Linked DNA regions of Homo sapiens: region 1 is linked to region 2. Evidence: chromatin loops called from intact Hi-C (ENCODE). Cell type or tissue: endothelial cell of umbilical vein. All regions are shown on one strand. Each heading gives the region's core, and the rest is flanking DNA. Links, peaks and the distances in the headings are about the cores only.

Region 1 (10,835 bases), core at 1,178-9,177, 110 kb before region 2:
CTTCAGGAGCTCACAACCCATTTATTCATTCATCCATGCATTCCTCCATGAAGCAGGAAAACAGGTAAGTAAGTACCGGCTACCTTTTCTACGCTGGGCTCAACATAGATGAATCAAAATATAATCACTGTTCTTAGGAAATTTTGATGAAAAGCAGATAAAGGCCTAAAGCATTAAACAACAAAGCTGAATATAAACCATTAGTCAGTAAGCAATAGACAGATATGGTAAGGCAGCAGGTGAGTGATCACAAAATGAATTAAGAAATAGTAGACAAAATTCTCTACATATTTATAGAAGGTTTTTGATATGCTCATTCATAGTTAGTGTTCATTTTGCATTGCTATAAAGGAGTACCCGAGGCTGGCTAATTTATGAAGAAAAAAGGTTTAATTAGCTCACAGCTCTGCACACTGTTCAAGCATGGCACCTGCATCTATCTGCTCAGCTTCTGGTGAGGCTTCAGGAAGCTTTTACTCATGGCAGAAGATGATGGTGGAGCAGGCAGGTCCTATGGTGAGAAAGAGAGCAAGAGAGGGAGGGAGGAATGCCATGCTATTTTAAACAACCAGCTCTTATGTGAACCAACAGAATGAGAACTCATTCATTACTGCAGTCAGGGCACCACACCATTCATGAGGGATCTGTCCCCATGACCCAAACACCTTCCACTGGGCCCCACCTCCAGCACTGGGGATCACATTTCAACATGAGATTTGGAAGGAACAAATATCCAAACCATATCAGTTACTCACAGGTAGAAATTACATGGGTACTTAAGATAATTGAGTATCTTTGTGGATTATTCAATCACAGAAATTTAAAACAAATTTTAGAACAGAGAAAAATTTGCCCAACATATTTGTTAAACTTTCCTGTCAGGGGATTACATCAAAGCACGTTCATCTCCTCAAACATATTGCTAATTTTTACTCAAATATGAAGTGGTATCTGAAATTATGTCAGTCTCTGAGGTTGTAATTGTAGGTGTGCAACTTCAGTAATTTCCAAACCCAAAGAGGCACACATCTAACTCATAATGGCTATAACAAATGTGTACATAAGGAAGAAATACAGCCCTTTATGTTTATAAGTAAAACATGGATAAATATTACCAGAACTTAACTGAGTTTTTAAATTTTTTTAATTTCATAAGTGTAGTCAGTCTTCGACTCCTCTGTTTTTATCATTTTCAGTAGAGATAGAATTGCAAACAAGGAAAGAATTCTATGGACTATACAAGTTGGTCTAGTGCTTTGGGCAATAAGCTAATCCTCAAATTGCTTAACTCTGAGCATACTATGACATTCATCAGATAGCATATCTTAAATTGACGCTGTGAAACACACCTTGGGTGTGGGTGCTTGGTTGTATAAAGTTCTGTATTTCATGTAAAAAGCATGGGGTAAAAAGTTATCACCCTAATAGTGAGGCTAGAATTTCTCAAGTATGGCAAATTAACATGCGAGGAACAGTATTTTCTGAGTGATCAGGCACATGGCTCGTTTCTTTTGAAACCTGCCATTCTAAGTACAAGTCATTGACTTGGAAATGGATATCAAAGAGAAGGTCATAATAGTGATGAAGAAGTTTACACTCAAATCTTTTTAAAAAACCTTCAACCAGTTACTGAAAATGAAACAAAATATCAAAGGTCTTCCTCTGCATGGGCAATCAAATAGGCACTGCTATCATCATGGGGAAACTGTTTCTTTGTGATATTTTGTGTCTAAACTTTTTTGTAAGATGCTCTGAAAAGTGAAGAAAGGGATAAGAACTACAATGTCTTTGGCCAAGAAAAGTAGATTTGAAAGGGCTGTCTGGCCTATAAGTGGACGACACTAGGGCTCTGGAGGAAAATTGTTATTTACTGAAAAGAAATAACATTGAGTGGCTTCACCATGTTTACTATGAAAACAGACTGGAGGCTGCTGATGTAATTATATTTTCATTGTGCACTTGACTCCTTATAATTGTTTGGAGGCTGTACAGAAAAGAGTTGGCATAACAGGCCCAAGTGCTATTCTTTGACAGGCTTGATTATAAGGCTGGCATCTGCGAACTTAGGTTGTGGGAGGGTTCCTGTGATTAACTGGTAGAGTGTACCAGTTAGAGGTACAATAGCTTAGTACCTAAGCTATTTGAACAAACAATGTGGTTATACTGAACACGTGATTTTCTTCTGGAAATTTAAAGTTTGGGTATGTGCCAATCAGAGGATGCCTACATAACTAGCCCCCAATAAAATCCCTGAGTGCTGAGTCTCTCCTGGTTGGTAATATTTCACATGTGTGCTTTCAACTTGTTGTCAGGGGAATTACGCACATCCCACGTAACTCTGTTGGGAGAGGACTCTGGAAACTCATGCCTAGTTTCCCCCTTGCTTTGCCCCATGTGGCTTTTTTCCTTTGCTGATTCTGCCTTATATCATTTCACTGCAATAAGTCATGGATGTGAGTATGACTATGGGCCGAATCCCTCAAACAAATCATGGGACCCTGCATGGTCTTGGGAACTCCTTACACAGTGGCTCTAAAGAGAAATATGAGAGGATTATGGCCTTGGATTTTGGAATATTGCTTTTTTTGTACATTTGTTATATTTAGTAGGGTAGAGTCAGTATGCTATAGAGCAAACTTGTCTAATCTGTGGCCCACAGGCCGCAGGCGGCCCAGGACAGCTTTGAATATGGCTCAAGACAAATTCATAAACTTTCTTAAAACATTATGACATTATGAGCTTTTCTTGCAATTTTTTTTTTGTTTTAGCTCATCAGCTACTATTAGTATTTGTGTATTTTATGTGTGGCCCAAGGCAATTCTTATGTTGTGGCCCAGGAAAGCCAAGAAATTGGACACCTGTGCATAAAGGGTGAAGTTGTGGGCCATGGCATGAAAGAGACCAAGGTTTGAATCCTAGCTGTGACTTAAGCAAGTGACTTTGACACTCTAAGCTTCAGTTTCCTTACATGTAAAATGTAGACAGTGGTATTTATTCTGGAGATTAAATGGGATAAAGCTTACGTCTGTGTCTGTCATATAGTCATAGTTCAATATTGTGAATTGAGGAAGACTATTGAGGTGTATCTTCAAATATTCTGCCAATTGATAACATTGTATCTGTGGTAGAGTCAATTCCAAATTATTTTTGATATTGGAGAAAGATTGAAGAAAGAAGGAAAATCATTTATATAATACTTTAAATTTACATAATATTTCATCATAGAAGTATCTTTTTTCACATTATAAAGCTAATATACACTTATAATAAAAGCATTTAAATGATACAAAAATGTAAAAAGTAGAAAGTGTAATTCCTCCAGAATTTTACATCCTCCCTCCAAGATTTGGTGGTTATTCTTTGAGATTTCTTTCTGTGTATCTAGAAACATTGTTTTTAGGCAAAAATAGATCACATTATTCATACTATTTAATTTTTTATTCACCAATATATCGAGGCATTTGGCATTTTCACGTTGTTACGGATAGAGTGACCTCATTATTTTTAAATGTGGCATAGTTTCGTATAGTTTGGGCATAGGGTAGTCTGTTTAGCCAAGCTCCTTGGTGGACCTTTGAGTTAGTTCCAATCTGAAGTCACCATAAACAATATTACAGTAAATAAACTCTACATTTTAGAAAACAGTTGCTACTTTCTCTATTCTTTGAGAAGAAATAATAATAGCATTTTTAAAAAGGCCTGGATAGTTGTTCTTAATGAAGTTGCAAGATATGCTTATTTAACCTGAAGACATGGGCTGAGGGATGCTGAATCACTTCAATACTTGCAACTATGGCAGCTTCAGGACAGAGATGAGCTTAGACTACCAACCAAAGAAAACTAAAATGAAAAAACTGTGTTCAGTGTACACTGCTCAGGTGATGGGTGTGCCAAAATCTCAGAAATCACCACTAAAGAACATATTCACGTCACCAAACACCACCTGTTCCCCAAAGAGCTATTGAAATAAATAGGGTGGGCGTAGGTGGCTCAAGCCTGTAATCTTAGCACTTTGGGAAGCCGACGTGGTTGGATCACTTGAGGTCAGGAGTTTAAGACCAGCCTGACCAACATGTTGAAACCCTCTCTCTACTAAAAATACAAATATTAGCTGGGCGTGGTGGTGTACGCCTGTAATCCCAGCTACTCAGGTCGTTGGGACATGAGAATCACTTGAACTCAGAGGCTGTGCACTCCAGCGCAACTGCACTCCAGCCTGGGTGATAGAGGAAGATGCTATCTCAAAAAAAAAAAATGGAAAGAAAAAGCTGTGTTCAAACTTCAAACTGAGACTATAAAAGTTTGGGCAGTTACTGTAATCTCCTTAAAAATTTGGCCAGAATGTACAGACCACATTTGGATCCTGATTTGATCCAGAAATAGATGAGACAATTGGGAAAACTTGACCATAGACTTGATATTTGAGGATAGGAAATAATTTTTAATAAATGTATTAGGTTTGGTAGTGATATTATGGTTATCGTTCTTCAGAGTCTTTGTATTTTAGAGAAACATAATAAAATATTGCAGGATAAAATCATATGTCTGGGGTTGGCTTTAGAATCATCCAACTAAGGAGAACAAAATTGTGTGAGGTTGCATGCATGGATGTAAGGGTGTGTGGGCAGAGATGAATTGTTGAAGCTGGCTCAAGGAGTTTCATTATATAATACTCTCAACATTTGTATATTGTGAAAATTTTCATAATAAGTTGAAAAGCAAGGAAAAAAACAACTTAGTTTCAACGGCTAATTGTTTCTACTGGGGTGGAGAGAAGTAATGAAAATGCCAGAGGGAAAAGGGTGTTTTTTTTTCAGGGCTGACTAATCTTAGTAATGGATTTTCACTCCTGGCCTTAGTCCAGGGGTGCAGAGCTTTGGATTCTTAAGGTCGCTGACTCATCAGAAGAAAATAAAACGAGGACATAAGTTTTTAATCTTAAAAATTTAAAAAAAATTGTTTTTAAGACACCGAGAGCACTAACTTTGAAAATTTAAGAAATTAAGAGAGAAATCACAGGATTTGAATCACTAAGTAATTGTGATAATAAGTTGATGTCTTTGAGTAAAAAAACGTTTTTTTTTCTTTCTTTTTTTTTTTTTTTTTGGCTGCTTGGCATTCACTATCTCTTTCTAATAGCACTGCCAGTTTCCAAACACATCCGCTCTATCATGTACAGCCTTCATGGGAGAGGAAATCCAGTGGTCTGCCTCTTACTTCATAAGCTCCTTCTTCTCATGACCTGGCCAAGGGAGGTCACTGAGATTTTCACAAAAGGTTTACCCTAGCAGTGACCTCCTTGACCAGACTGTTCCTGCTGGGAAACCAATCCTTTGGCTCCCACTTTCTAGTCCTTAGAGCTACCCTGGATCCTGCCAATCTCCAAGGCCCGTTCTCTTAGCTTGCCTACATGATTCTCATTGATACCAAGTTTCTTACGCTAACCTGTCTTTTGCTGGAAGTAGCCAGAGTTGGATTTTTGCCATTAGTGAGCAAAAAGTTTATTCCTCTGTTGTGAGTTAAGGTCAATTAAACGCTACTAGAGAAAGAGGCTGTCAGCCAGAAAGAGGAATAGAATGATTAAGGGAGCAGCTGGAGAAAGAGCAAAGAAGGGGTTTGTGGGAGCAAAATTCAGCAGAAAGCTATAATAGATGAGGCACTGGAGAAAGACAGTAAGACCATTTGTTTTTGCCTATCCTTTCTCTGCTTCTTAACAAGAACCAGATTCCCCTCCACCACCTTACCCCAATTCCTGCCAAAGATCTCTGTTGCTCTTCTTCAGATCCTACCCCTCCCACTCAAAGCTGCAAACTGTCCAGGGCCAATCAGTAGCTTCACAGGCGCATTCTATCCCTGTACTTCCCCACCCAGCCAACCAGGAGCCTCATCTCGGCTAACTTGCCATGTACCCCAACCCTGCCAACTCCCTGCCCAACAGGGAGGGGCTGAATTTCCATCACTCTTGGCACATTTATCCACACTATCTGCTGTTATCTTAGACCTGCTTTGCCCCTTTTTGTCTCTGATAATCATCATAGGTTGAAATTCTCTGAGGATGACCTGAATAGAAAATTAAAACTTGTATCTTTTCACAGAAACTCTTTTGTTTTAGAACTAGTCAAGGGTGGTTTTTGGAGGAGACAATGTCAGTCAACTTAACAATAACCCACAACCTTTGAACCAACTCAGAAATGCCCTTTCAAAAATATAGCATAGGTCTTTAATGTAATTTCTTTTTAAGTAAACATGAATTTAAACAGCCAAGCAAATGTAGACCCTATTAAAATAATGTCCTCAGAGGCTACCAGGTTATTCTAACTATGCTGCCGTTTCTTCTCATATTTTTGAAACTCATTTCTGGTCATTTCTTTTAGCATCTAAAGCCTGATTTTTCTCATTCAATGAATATGTTCTGAGTGTCTAGCATGTTACAAACTTTGGGCCAGGGACTGGTGAAGAAGAGGTTATGGTTTTTAAACTCCGAGTCTCAGAAAGGGCACAGATACAAAAGCACTTATAAAAAGCAAGAGATCCAGATAATGAATTTCTAAATAATCAAGTGCTGTTAGGACTGTCTACAGTTTGAAGGAAATTCTTTACAGCATCCAAAAGTAAGCAAATTGACTTTTTTTTTTTTTTTTTTTTTTGGAGACAGAGTCTTACTCTGTTGCCCAGGCTGGAGTGCAGTGGCATGATCTCAGCTCACTGGGACTACAGGTGTGTGCCACCACATCTGGCTAATTTTTTTGTGTGTTTTTAGTAGAAACAGGGCTTCACCATGTTGGCCAGGCTGCTCCTGAACTCCTGACATCAAGTGATCCACTTGCCTGGCCTCCCAAAGTGCCAGGATTACAGATATGAGCCGCCGCACCCGGCCTCAAATTGACATCTATCCTCTAGCACCTAGATTGTGGTTTCCAGACACATTTTCCAGCAAGAAGAACCAAAACTTTTAGGAGAAATAGCTGATTCAAGGTGTTGGACACAAAATATACACGAAGAACATGGAATATCTTGTTATATGAGAGGCAAGGAAATATCAAATACTATTGGGGTCATCTCAAAATGACTCACAAGGGCCAGCTTGAAAACCTTCCTACTTACCACTTCGCACCTGTTAGAGCAGCTATTATCAACAAGATGAAAGATAATAATGTTGGTGAGGATATAGAAGAAAGGGAACCCTTAAATTGCTGGTGAAAGTATAAAATAGCACTGCTGCTATGGAAAACACTATGAAGTTTCCCCCCAAAATTTAAAATAGAACTATCATATGACCCAGTAATCCCATTAATGGGTATATATCCAAAGGAATTGAAGTGAGTGTGTCAGAGATATTTGAAAAGAGAATATCTGCACTCCCATGTTTATTGCAGCATTAATCACAATAGCCAAGATACGGAATCAACCTCAATCTATCGTGAATAAAAGGATAAGGAAAATGTGTATATACACACAATGGAATACTATTCAGCCTTAAAAAAAGAAGGAAATGCTGTCATTTGTGACAACATAGATGAAACTAGAGCACATTATATTAAATGAAATAAGCCAGCACAAAAAGACAAATACTGCATGATCGCATTTATATGTATGTCTTAGTCTGTTTGATATTGGTATAATAAAATATCACAGACTGGTAATTTTTCAACAGGAATGTATTTCTCATAGTTCTGGAGGCTGGGAAGTTCAAGAAAAAGACACTGGCAGGTTTGATACATGGTGAGGACCCAATCTCTGCTTCCAAATTGGCAACTAGTTGCTGCATCCTTTGGAGGGGAAGAACACTGTCCTCACATGGCAGAAGAGCATAGGAGCAAGAGGACTCTCCCTTCAACCTTGAGCCCTTTTAAGTGTGCGAATTCCATTCATGAGGGTAGAGCCCTCATGACTGAATCACCTTCCAAAGGCCACAGCTCTTAATACTTTTGCATGGGGATTAAGTTTCAACATGAGTTTTGGAGGGAATACCATCTTTCAACATAGCAATTGTAAGATTTAAAAAAGTCAAATTCATCAAGGCAGAAAGTAGAGTGATGGTTACCAAAGGCTGGGAGATGGGCGAATTGGGAAGATGTTAGTCAAAGGATACAAAATTTCAGTTGGACAGGAGGAATAAATTCAAGAAATCTATTGTCCATTGTGTTCACTATAGTTAACATATTGTATACTTGAAAATTGCTGAGATCAAATTTTAAGTGTTCTCACCACAAAAAAAGTATGTGAGGTAACATATATGTTAATTAGCTCTATTCAGCCATTCCACAATGTATGCATATATCATAACATCATGTATACTCTAAATATACACACTTTATTTGCCAGTTAAAAAATAGGCTTCTCACTGACCAAAATGGGATGATATGAGCACTAATACAAGTAATGAGTGGATTCAAACTCATCAAATATGTTTAACGCAATGTGTTCATAATGTAACTAAAATTAGAGGGTCCTAGGAAACCAACTCCTTATTTTGAAAAATAATTAAAGAAAAATATTATGTATTCTTTTCTTTGCAAACTGTACAACTGGGTAAGCAAGTTGTAGGTAAAGGGAAATTTATCTTACCAAAGGATTATAGTTAATGTATGAAAAAGAAGTGATGGAGTTTTGCCCTTTTGCAAGCCCCTGATGAAATGATAAATCATAGAATTGAACATTAATGGTTGGTAACATCAAACACAAAAAGACAGAATCTGACATCCTGGTCATCCTGATAAATGCCAAACTACCATTTGGCTGCCTCTAGGGACAGATGTTAGAGATGGAGCAAGAAAGATTTGACTTTACCTTAAATACCCTCTCTTTTTTTTTTTTGAGACAGGGTCTTGAGCTATCGCCCAGGTTAGAGTGCAGTGCTTTTTTCCATGCTAAGTTATTGTATTATTTTTTCTCAATTAAAATTTTGTTTCCATTTGTAAAAATAATACAATATTTTAGGAAATTTATAAAAATACGGGAGATCTTAAAGGTTTAAATATACATCTTAGAAGGAATGACATTCACTGAACTTTTTTTTTCCTAGAGGCCAGGGTAGAAAGCAGGCAATGTAATGAATAATCAATATTTATTAAATGCCCTCTTTGTTTTTGTGACCTCTATCTTCAAATAGGTTACCCCAGCCAGAAGGTTATTTATTCATTCAGTTTAGCTGAGATGGGTGGCAATATAGTATGATAATAAGGGTTTTGCATTCTATTTACTGCAAACCACATAGAAAGCATTCGTAGGGCAACTACTATGTTTGTAGTAAGGTGCTGTAGGGAAGATTATGGTCATAACAACCATTCCTTCAACAAATACTTAAAGTGTGCCTACTAGAAGCCAGCCATCATTGTAAGCACTGTGGATACAGAGGTAAATGTGGCAAAATTCCTTCTCATGTGGAGCTTATGATATACAATGGGACAGCACGGTGCAGTGGCTCATGCCTGTAATCCCAGTACTTTGGGAGGCTGAGGCGGGTGGATCACCTGAGGTTGGGAGTTCAAGATCAGCCTGGGCCAACATAGTGAAACCCCGTCTCTATTAAAAATGCAAAAATTAGCTGGGTGTGTTGGCGTACGTCTGTAATCCTGGTTACTTGGGAGACTGAGGCAAGAGAATCACTTGAACCTGGGAGGCAGAGGCTGCGTTGAGTCGAAGTCATGCCATTGCACTCCAGCCTGGGCAACAAGAGTGAGACTTTGTCTCAAAAAAAAAAAAAATACAGTGGGACAGAGAGATAATACACCCACCTACCACGCACACAATATAATGTCAGATACTGGTTTAAAAAAAAAAAACTGAAGAAAAAACAGAGTATATGGATATAGGGCTGTTATTATCACATACTTAAGCTTATCATGTAGCAAGTGCAGTACTTAGAAGCTTTATATCCATAACCTCATTTAAACCCCACAACCTACATAGAGTAGGAGTCATTATTTCTCTGTTGCAGATGTGGAAAAGAGGCTTTAAGAGGTGAAGTTCATATATCAAGTAAATGGAAGAGGTGTTGTATTTAAGAGCCTCTCCCCCTCTCTTCCCCCAATTCCCTCTAGGTCTCTCTCCTTTTCTCTCTCTCTCCCTCTTCTCCCTCTCAATTTCAAAACTTAAGGTATTATTCAGTATGATGGAGGCACAGTAGAAAGATGGAAGGTCATGTTAATACATAAAGAATGACCTCATTCTCAGTAACAATGGTCTTGTTATATAATCTGTCTGTCTCACTTTCCTCTTCTGCAGGATAATACCCACTACATAAAGTTTTAGGATGACATGAGAAAATATGTATAAATCAGAAGGAACATACCTCTTATCAAAAGTCCTCAGTACGTATTATATTGCTAAATATAATTGATGGGCATGTGGTGAAGAGACTGATAAATAATTGGGAGTTGGGGTACTTTCTAAGAGGTGCAGGTGGGACCTGATACACAAAGCATAAGTATATGGAGTAGATTGGGAGGGGCCTCAGTGTTTGGAGAAGGATTAGGAGGACATCAAAGCAAACCTTTGGTAGACTGTGTGAAGAAAGATAGCACCTTGATATTCAATAAAACTGTTTTCCAAAGTCAACAGCCATGAGTATTGTAGGTTGCTTTTTGGATCAATGAGAAGAATCTCAACTGTTGCTTCAATAGTGGTTCCTCAAATTGCCTGACAATCAAACTTATCTGGGAAACTTCTTACAAAGACACATTCAAAGTTCTGTGTCCTCCAAGGTGGAAATTTCCATGGTAGTATAAAAGGAACAAAACCATTTGTTCACTGCTATAACCCCAAAACCTAGAGCAGTACCTGGCATGTGTAGGATATTCAACTAGTGCTTGTTGACTGAATCTCCTTTATTT
Region 2 (10,835 bases), core at 1,261-9,260:
TCTCCAAAAGCAAACTAAATACTAGCAGACAGAGGGTGCAAGACAAAGAGGAGGTCTGAAATGGGACAGGAGTAACTGCAAAGTCAGTGAGTAACCAGCTACCTGTGGCTTATATGAGATGCCTGAAGTTGTACAGGGGAGCAAAGTTTAGGGATGTCATCAGGAAATGGACAACACTCACACTCTTAAGACACAAGTATTCATTACCCTCAGGGTAAGAAGTACTCCCAAGTTTATCTTTCAATTCCTGAACATTAATGCCAGATAATACTTGCTATTCTCAAAAGCAATGATCCCCAGAAACCTAGCTGGGGCCCATGGCCAGTCTGTGACAAAGTTTTTGCTGGCAAATAGTGAAATAAGTAAGAGAGCAGGTATGTATATCAACTCTCTTTTCTTGGGATGAATTGTTATTATTCCATGACTAAGTCCTTTCTATTTGGGGGTATTAAAACATTATTTCTTCAATGAAATAAAAGGGTAGCAGAGGCAAGGTTTTTTTCAGTCCTCACTTAGCCAAATAAATGGTTGATATCTATATTAGTTCCCAGATAATTTCTAGAAAATTGTCTTTGAAATCTAATGACCTAGGAAGCATTGGTAAATGGTATTTTCATTAGGACAATTGGTATGAAAAAGAGAAAAACTTTTGACAGTTTTTTATAAAACATTTTCAGTGAAACCATTTCTATTTAGCTGCTATATGACAATGAGAAACATCTCACATTTATTTCCTCACCTGCAAATTTATGGTGGGATTTGATGTCTCATTACTAATAGTACTTCAGATAGCGATAACCAGCTGTATACATTTGATGTTAGTGACATGAAGCAGTTTTGCTAATATAGACTAGGATTTGAATGTTGCAGTTCAGGTGAGAGAAGAGACTCTTAATTTCCCATTCATTCCTATCATCTATCATTTAAGAGCATTTGAGTCTTACACATTCTTAGAATTTTTAAAGACCTTGACCACTTGATTGATATTCTTCTCTTTACCATGTTGTCATTTGCACAGATGATTGAGACAGATGAGGACTTCAATCCTTTTCCTGGAGGATATGACTATTTGGTTGACTTTTTAGATTTATCCTTCCCAAAAGAAAGACCACAACGAGAACATCCCTATGAGGAAGTAAGCAGCAACACTGGTGGAAGTCTGCTTTTCTTCCTTCTTTCTTTCTTTCCTTCCTTCCTCCCTTCCTTCCTTTCCTCCTAAATAAACTTATAATTTTAGAATAACTTTAGATTTACAGAAAAGTTACAAGGATATTAATTATAATTAATACAATATTAATTATAATTAATATAATTATAATTAATACAAAGTATTATTAACAACTCACTTTACTATGGTACATTTGTCACAACTAACAAACCAATATTAAAACATTGTTATTGATCAAAGTTCACACTTATTTCTTTATGAGCCATTCCCAAAGATTGACTTCTCTGTCTGCTCACTTCCAAACACCTGCTCAACCTAAGCTGTTATTAGACCTGTGAGCATTGATCTCTACCTTCATTTTCCTGTGCCCCTCCCAATGGGTGTCTCTGGAAAGGGAGTTAGATCAACATGAAGCAACACATATTTTATTGAATTCAAGTTCTGAACAAATCCCTCGCCAGTGGCAGCATTATGTAAAGATCCATGACATTGGAGACAGTGTCAAGATGGGGACTGATGCCCCTTTCTGCTGATCATGATTCCTGATTAGGAGGCTTTGAGCAGTTATTTAAGCTGTCTGAGCTTTAGGGGTTTTTGTTTTTGTTTGCTTGCACAGGGCTTGCTCCCCCCTTGCCAGTTTGTCGTGATAGTTAAATGACATAATATATGTGAGCATGCATTGTAATTTAAAATTGTCTATGAATGTAAGAATCATTAGTTATGAGGATATACGGTCTGCCCTTAAACTTATTGTATGTGCCATTTAAATGTGTGATGTCCTAAATGTAGAGGTTTAAATATACCTTCACCTAATAGATGTAATAAATGTGCTCTTGAACTACATTTTAATAAATTGACTAGTACTTGCTATTGAAGAAATCCTATATGGAAACTTCAGTAAAAGTAATAATCTGCTACCTGATTTATAGGTAATAATAATAAAAAAACTGGCACTGGGCATGGTGGCTCACACCTGTAATCCCAGCACTTTGGGAGGCCAAGGCAGGTGGATCCCCTGAGGTCGGGAGTTTGAGACCAGCCTGGCCAACATGGTGAGACCCCATCTCTACTAAAAATACAAAAATTAGCTGGGCGTTGTTGTGGGCACCTGTAGTCCCAGCTACTTGGGAGGCTGAGGCAGGAGAATCGCTTGAACCCAGGAGACGGCAGTTTCAGTGAGCCGAGATCATGCCATTGCACTCCAACCTGGGCAACAGAGCAAAACTCGGTCTCAAAAAACAAACAAAAAAACTGGATTTTTACAGGTAAGAAAATCCTGTGTGAGGCACCGTATAGATGATAAATAGGCTTACATCTTTTTAGACAAAATAAATCTTTACATTTATTGCTTTATATATCAAATACTTACCAAGCTTGCTTTATGCCAAGCACAGTGTTAAACACTTTGGAAATGTTAAGACATTTAATCCAACAACAACCCTGTGAACAGATACTACTATCTGCCCCCATTTTGTGGGGGAAGAAACTGGGATTATAAGAGTTAGAATAACTTGCCCATGGTTATACAGCTAATGAATGGTGATGCGGGGCTTTAACTCAAGCAGTCTAGCTCAAAGTCTATGCTCTTAGCCACTGTGTAGCCTTTCAAATCTGAATTTACAAAACCTATAAATTGAGGTTTCTTAGCCTCAAGAGATTCACCTTTGAAAATTTTTAAATAACTTCATTTAAAATATTTAATTTGGAAAAAAAATCACTTTTTCACAGCTTTCCATAATGCATCTGCTGGATAAAGCAAGCAGCAGCTCTGTTGCATATTTAAATACACCATGGGGCAAAATCATGATGCCTGCTCTGCACATGGTACTGTTATACTGTGGCTTGAGGGCTTTTATCTCCCAGGATTTTAGGGAGAGTTCTATATGCTGAGGTTTGGTTAAAGAGGTTATGCCTATGTGTGGAAGAGCTCCTTTTCTTGCTACCCGGAGACTTCTCATATTGCCTCCCTCCTGCCACCTTTTTGGAGGTATTAATTGCCTTTCAAACTCATCATTTCTATCACACTAACTCTCCATTCTTAAATGCATGGCTCCTGTAGCTCTCCATCCTCCTGCTCCGACCTGGAAGGGCTCCTCTCTAGCTCTGCTGCAAATCTGCTACCTTTCACTGCCTCCAGACCCCACCCATGCCTTTCCCTTCCTTGCTTCACTTCTATGTGGGACTTTCTGCTTAACTGTCTCCTGCCTCATGGTGTGTAAGTAAGTTTCAGCATGTAATTCTGGGTGACTAATCATTTTCCATAGACACCGGAAGGCATTGCTCCTTTGGCTTCCAGTTATAGACAAGGTTGCTCTAAAGAAAACTTATGCTAGCTTGATCCTCCTTTCTTTGTGGGTGACTTTTAAGAATTACAGGATTAGTCCATATTTACTGATAAAAAGACTTTTTTCAGCTGATTTGGGGCTCTTATGTATAGGTGTAGGATCTGTCATCCAGTAGGCTCTACTTACAGAGGGCTCGCACACTGGTGCAAGGCACATCTCATAAACTGGTGAAGCTGGGGCAGACTGCATCAAGTAGAATGCGGGATGAGAAGGGGGCAGGCCTGCTGAGCTCCGGCTGATCTGAAATTTCCAGAGAACTTGGAAATCTGGATTTTCATGTGAAATACCCAAAGTTATAAATGTAGAAAGCTGAGTCAATGTTCTTAAAGAGTTATAGACTACATGAAATGAGAGCTAGGCTGTATTTGGCCAAAGGATCATCAGTATGCTTTAAGCTGTGAAGGTGAGGAGAGAAGCCAGCTAGGGGACCCCCGAGTGCAAAAATGTGGAGGCTCTTGCTTTCAGCATCACAAACACACTACCTGCCCTTGTTCTCCCCCTACCCCAAAATTGATTCTATGTATTGAGAGAACTGTAGAAATATATTTGACCTGGGAGCCATATATAGGGGTAGAGAAGGGGCCAGCTATCTCATGGACATAACTTTTGTGCTTGCCCTCCTGTCATCCGCAGTACCTACTTCTCTTCCCTCCACATCTGAACACCCCTCCATGTACTGTCTGGGATTGTACAGCCTCTGCCCTGCATCTTCGGTTTCCACTTGTCTGCATGCTTTCTAGATTCACGTAATTAGTTGAATTCTCCTGTCAATGAATCACTTCCTTTTCTTTTCAATGTGGCAGTTTATTCCTGTATAATTGCTTTGCAACATTTTAGTTGGATCTGGAAATGCAGAGGAGATAGGTTATGCACGCAATTTGTCCGTCATTGTGAACCAATAGTCTTCTCCTTAGCCCAGTGACAGTACCTCCTTGTTTTCCTGAATATTCTTTTGCATTCTTTTGGAGTTCCTCTTTCCCCAGCCACTGCTTAAGTCTCTTGTTTCCTTCCAGGACTCTGTGTTCATTCCACTGTTCTTCCCAAGTCTCTTCCTGGGTAAACTCACCTGCTAACATCACTTCTCTGTTAATGACTCCAAAAATAATCCATATGTCCAGCCCAGAGCGCTCTCTGGCTACCTCCAGTGCTGTCAAGCTTTGGGTTCTTAATAGTCAACTGCCTGCTAGATATAATTGTCTGAATTTCTGAATGCTTAATACATAATTTTCAACTTGTTCAAAGTTCAATTCCTCATCTTCCTTCTTTAAAATGTTCTTTTTCCTTTTTCTATCTGATCGTTGGTAATATCATTCCCCAAGTCAGTCAAGCTAGAAACAAATGAGTAATCTTTGGTTCTTCCCTTTTCCTTACATCCCCAAATCTAATCAGTCATCTAGACCTTTCCATTTTACACCCCAAATATTTCTTAAATCTACTTCCAATTCTCCTGTGTGCTTCTCTCCCAGCTAAAAGGCCAAAAAAGGCCATTTACCCTGCATTGGGAGGAACCAGGTCCTGGTACTGCATCTTAGCCAGGCCGACCTTAACCTGACCAAATTGTAGAATCATGTTTCTAAACCTCTATTAGCAAAACTCTGCCCTATGTTTGTAACCTCAGTTCACGATGGATATAATTGTTTTATACAAATGGTGCAAAAAAGAGAAATAGATCTAAAAATGCCAAACTTCCAATCATTCTGTGTCATTTAATAGCCTGTCACTTATGGAAAGTTTGCCTCTACTGATATTAGCATGATATTTACCGGGAGAAAATTTGTTGCAGACACTGAAAGGGCTCCTCTAAACTCTAACATTGGTGCCGATGGATTGTTAAAACTATGTGCAACCAAGGATAACTTCTCTTTATTTTCTTTATATAAGTTATCTCATTTTTTTCTCTCAACAGTCTCATAATAGAGAAACGGAGGCTTAGCAAGCTTAAGGTCACATAATTAGTAAGTGCAGGGCTGAGACTCAAGACCATCTCTGCTTGTCTCCTAATCCTGTGCTGCTTTGGCTCTTCAACAGTTTAAAAGTTGGGATTCTTTAAGGATAAGGATCTTGACCACTTGATTTAAAGTAATCCTGTTCTATGACAGGCCAGAAACTATAGACTGTTGTGAGCTTCCAGGCTCTGCTTTGCCTCTGAATGTTCAGGTGGAGACTTGAACACTCGGCTTTTAGAATGACGATAACAGCAAAGATTTCTTGAGTGCTTACTATGTGCCAGGCTTTAAGTATTTTATATACATCCTCACAACAATCCTATGAGGCATGTTCTATTATTGTCTTCATTTTATAGATGAGAAAGCCAAGGCACAGAACGGTGACCAAGATCACACAGCTAGAGTCTGGATTTGAACCCATGAATCTGCAGTTTGTGCTCTCAGTCAGATGCTCCCCCTGCTCTTAATCCATTTCCTGTTTTCCTTCTTTCGAGTCCTGCTGCACTTAGCATCTTTCCTTTTCTCCTCAGCCTGTGATATCTGCTCCCAGAGACTCTTCTCCTTGGCTCTCCGTGCCTCTGCCATCATGGGCAGCTGCTCCTCCCAGGGACAGGAGGGATCCATACTCTGCTTCCTGGGTTGCCCCTGCTAGTGGTTCCATGTCTATTTCAGATCCATAGCCGGGTGGATGTCATCAGACACGTGGTGAAGAATGGTCTACTCTGGGATGAGTTGTATATAGGATTCCAAACACGGCTCCAGCGGGATCCTGACATATACCATCACCTGTAAGTCTGGAAGCACCTGGCGCCCCCAGGCCATTGCTGAGGACGCTGTGGATATGCATAAGCAGTCAGTGACTGCCGAAGCCCCCAGATTCTGACTAATGTGTGAGATTCCACCATTAGAGCTTCATTCCTTTGTTAGTTTGTTAAAAAGCAAATCTGGTTAGGAAGGTATAACATTAAAGAGTCATTTATACATTCATGTGAATGTGTTATTGCACCCTTCTGGAAGTGGGTTTTGGTATAAGAAAGAGAAATACATTATAAGAGGGAAAGGGTATGTTTGCCAAGACAAGAATGAGTATTTGTGTGGCAAAGACATGGTCATTGAATTAGTGAATTCCTGCATCACATTTTTGTCTGTGCTCACCTCTGAGCAAGAATTTGGTGGGCTAGTTGGTTTAAGGGAATGGCCCACTGAGTTTCTGTCTGCCTGCACTTCAAAACTGTTTAAGTCTTTAGGATCATATCTAGAATATTTGCACTGAAATTCAGAAAGGGCAATTTGCCATTTTTATATTTGCAAAATAATCACCAAAGGAAAGAGTACTTTTTCTCATTACCACAGATCCTCTGAAAAAAATGCAGAAATTTAATTTTAAAATTCTAATTATTTAAAATGTATAAGCAAAAGTTTGTACTCTGAGCTTGCAAGCAGAGGCATTTATTAAAATTTCTTTTTTACTTATTTCCTTTTGAATGTTTTTAAATGATATGAAAAAGCTTAAGAATGTGGAGCTATGTAAAATAAAAAGGAAGTAACCCCACCAAGCACCTCTCAGGAAACCCTGTTTCCTGCCCTTCCCTCCACCCACTCTTATGGTAAGCTTTGATAATAGCTCAGTGTGTATCCTCCCAGGCCTGTTTCTGGACATAGCAACATTTCTCTACATATATTTGTTTTCAATAAGATGTCCCACATAGTTGGTAGTGAGGGAGTGTTATTGTTGCCGTTGTTTTTATTTTTTTTTAATTTTGGCAAAGCACACACCACCTTTGGGATGTTGCTATTGTTTTTAAATGAAATCCTAGTACAGATATTCTGCAACTTGCATTTTTTACTCATCAATATATTTTAGATAGCCTTCCACATTGGGACATCCAGGTCAACCTCAAATCTTTTAACAGCTGTAAGACATTCCAAGTTTTTTTCATTTTCAACGGATCATATACGTAACTCTTGTTCTAGAAAGAAAGGAATCTGGCAACTTTTGAGGGGATCTTGGGGATTTTTTTTTTCTTAAGAAAATAATTCCATCTTAGAAATCGCTAAACTCTATCTTGTTCTATTGTGTTTTGGTAACAAGGGTCACAAATATAAGATGTCATCATAAATATTGGGAAGCAGTCACAGTCCACTTTATCTTGTTGCTCTGAAAATGGGATTTGTGAATTTACTAAACATTCTTCTGGTTATAAAAATAATACATATCCACTGTCAAAAATTTGAAAAAATATTTTTAAATGAAAAAACTACAAATAATCCCACTACCCAGAAATAATAATTGATATTTTGGTGTCTAGCTAATCTTTCTTTTTTTGCTTCCAAGCACATATACCATACATACTTTTCTACCTGTGTGTTTATCAACGCGATTTTCCACAGTATTGTATTTTCCTACATCATTTTTAATGCCTGCTTACCTGATACCACATACCTATATTAGCACTTTATTTAACCTCTTTGACCTGTAAGTCATTTCTAACTTTTCACTATTTGAAACAATGGCAAATAATCATGTGGATGTGTCTTGCACACATTCATAGTGACTTCTGTAAGTTAAATTCCTAGGAGCGGGGCTGCTGGATTCTATGAATACAGCGTCTAGGCTTTTAGTGCCCTCTGCCAAATCGTTCTTCGGGAAGCCAGTTCACCTTTCCAAAAATAATGTATGAGAGAATACATTTACCTGTACCTTCACTAATACTAGATTCTGTTGCTTTTGTGTACAAGATATAGATCTAGATTTTCACATATAAGGATTCCTTAAAGCAAGGAACATCATAGTACAATAAAAATAAGACAAAATCTCGTTCAAGGAGCTGTCTGTATTCAACACCCTGAAAGTTCTGAGCTACATCAACAGCTGGAACAGTACAGAAACACTATCTCTCAGGGAGGACAGAGTACCAGGTACCAAATAGATCCTGGCAAAGGAACAGGCATGGAAGTTTCCAGAGCACATTCCCATGCTTTATCTCTCTTACAGGTTTTGGAATCATTTTCAAATAAAACTCCCCCTCACACCACCCAACTGGAAGTCATTCCTGATGTGCTGTGAGCAGAATGGGCCTGTGATTTTGCAAGTAAGGAATATCCTGTGGGTTTGGGAGCTGTCCTACCGTGCATCCCGTGACACTCTCTTTGACACCTAAATTAAGCAGACGCGTTGCCTGACAGAAACCCGACTTTTGCGGGACTGAGAACAGCTAACATTACAAGACCATTCAAGTGTTTTAAAAAGTAAATAGGCTAGGCGTGGTGGCTCACGCCTGTAATCCCAGCACTTCAGGAGGCCGAGGCTGGTGGATCACCTGAGGTCAGAAGTTTGAGACCTGCCTGGCCAACATGGTGAAACCACGTCTCTACTAAAAATACAAAAATTAGCCAGGCATGGTGGTGCTTGCCTATAATCACAGCTACTCAAGAGGCTGAGGCAGGAGAATTGCTTGAACAAGGGAGGCAGAGGTTGTAGTGAGCCGAGATTATGCCATTGCACTCCAGCCTGGGAGACGAGCAAAAGTCCATCTCCCCACCCCCACCATCAGAAAAAAAAGTAAATCAGTAGTGCATCCAGTCCAGAGTCCATAGAACCTTTGGCCTGGTTGAGGTAAACATACAGCCAATAAGTAAACAAAACCAAAATCGTCCAGGTTGTGAGTGTTTAAAACATAATCCTGAGTACACGAGGGAAAGCAGCAACAAAAACTGAAGAGAGACAAACTAAAAACCGAGGGTGAGATGGAAAGCAGCAGCTCCTCATTTCCAATAGACCTCTCTCCTCTTTTGGACTAATGACGATGAACTTGCCTGGCACAAATCAGATTTGACATTCCTTTCCTGCAGCCTGAGATATGATTTTATTAAGTGAATTATAAAACCTGTCTCAGCTGGGCTCAGTGGCTCATGCCTGTAATCCCAGCACTTGGGAGGCTGAGGTGGGCAGATCACTTGAGGTCAGGAGTTTGAGACCAGCCTGGCCAACATGGTGAAACCCCATCTCTACTAAAAATACAAAAATTAGCCAGGTATGGTGGTGGGTGCCTGTAGTCCAAGGTACTTGGGAAGCTGAGGCATGAGAATCGCTTGAGCCAGGGAGACGGAGGTTGCAGTGAGCCAAGACTGTGCCACTGCACTCCAGCCTGGGCCACAGAGGGAAACTCTTGTCTAAAAAAAAACCTGTCTCCTCATGCTTCTGATTGAAGGGACCACATAATATGACTGCAAAGACAGTAAACTCCTTGACTCATGCATTTATTTATTCCTCAAACAGGTATCCCATCCCATTGTGTTATAATAATCTATTAATTGTTTTTCCCAGTAGATACTGAGATTCTTAAAAATAGGAACTGTCACCTGGGTAGACCTAGTGCCTAGCACAGTGCTGAGCACACGTATGGTTTTATTCCTAATATGAATTCAAGGAAGGAAGGTACAAGTGAATTTCTCTTTCCCATTGTCAGCATGAGTCGCCTCTTAAAATAGGCTTCAATGTCTTTAGCAGTAAAATTAAGGTTTGAATTAGAATATCTTTTACATACTTTCCAGTTGTAAAGTTACTTGTTCCATATTCTAATCTAGCATAAAGCACTGGGCTAGAACTTCTAAGTTATAATTATAAGCTAGAAGGGATGCTAAGGAAATCCACATGCAACTTTATTACAAGGTAGACTCTCATGAGCACTGTATTTGTTGTACAAACTGATTGTCGGGAATACTGAGGAAAGAAGGATTGCATGTGAGGTTTTGAGATGACCAGGAAGAACGTTGTAGAGAGATAGCATTTGAGGAGTAAGGGGTAGGGGATTGGCTTAAAGATTGGGAAAAGTTTTAAACAAGCTAAAACAGAGAGAGAGGAAGAATATCCCAGACAGAGAGAGTGGGTGAGGTTAAAAGGTGGAAAAATACAAGGTGAATTCATGCAATGGCAAGTCTTCCTCATATGGCACCGAAGTAAGGGAAACCAGGAAAGGGGCAGGAGTGGGAACTGGGAGAATAAGGAGAGTTAAGAGGGCTCAATGCAGATGCTGAGCAGGTTTAGCCATTGTGAAAAAGCAACAGGAATAAAAGCTAAGGAGGCAGCAGCTAGAGCAATAAGTCCAAGGTCTTAGAGATAGAGCAGTTTTGAAGGAAGACAAATTAAAGGTGTTTCTGTATAAGTGGGTGAATGAAGCAGAGCAGAGATGAAGGCAATAGAAATTAAGAGATCACTGTGTGCATTTGGACATTGCTGTCTCAAGGAGACTTGGAGTCCGACCTTTTGAGTTAAAACTCCAGCTCTGTCACCTACCATATGACCTTGGACAAATTATTGGATCTCTTTGTGTTCCAGATTTCCATCTGTAAAATGAATGTAATAGCACTTACCTC

Evidence for each region. Hi-C counts contacts between places; a loop is a spot of excess contacts. Peaks named below come from ENCODE experiments on the same cell type or tissue, not always from the same donor. Only the 100,000 strongest peaks of a DNase experiment are listed, where the experiment ranks them.
Region 1: a loop joins it to region 2, with 9 times the contacts of the local background. A loop is called at or near these places in 4 of 110 quality-filtered maps.

What each region holds. Positions count from the first base shown.
Region 1 is chr6:25,187,764-25,198,598 of GRCh38, reverse strand. It overlaps the pseudogene RNY5P5. Among named protein-coding and RNA genes, the nearest start is that of CARMIL1, 86 kb to the left of the region's middle. In endothelial cell of umbilical vein, for the core only: no CTCF peak of the experiment used is centred there; DNase peaks (open chromatin) are centred at 4,838 and 5,298; H3K27ac peaks cover 1,953 bases.
Region 2 is chr6:25,082,196-25,093,030 of GRCh38, reverse strand. It overlaps the pseudogene CMAHP. Among named protein-coding and RNA genes, the nearest start is that of RIPOR2, 150 kb to the right of the region's middle. In endothelial cell of umbilical vein, for the core only: no CTCF peak of the experiment used is centred there; DNase peaks (open chromatin) are centred at 3,430, 4,370 and 7,020; H3K27ac peaks cover 4,036 bases.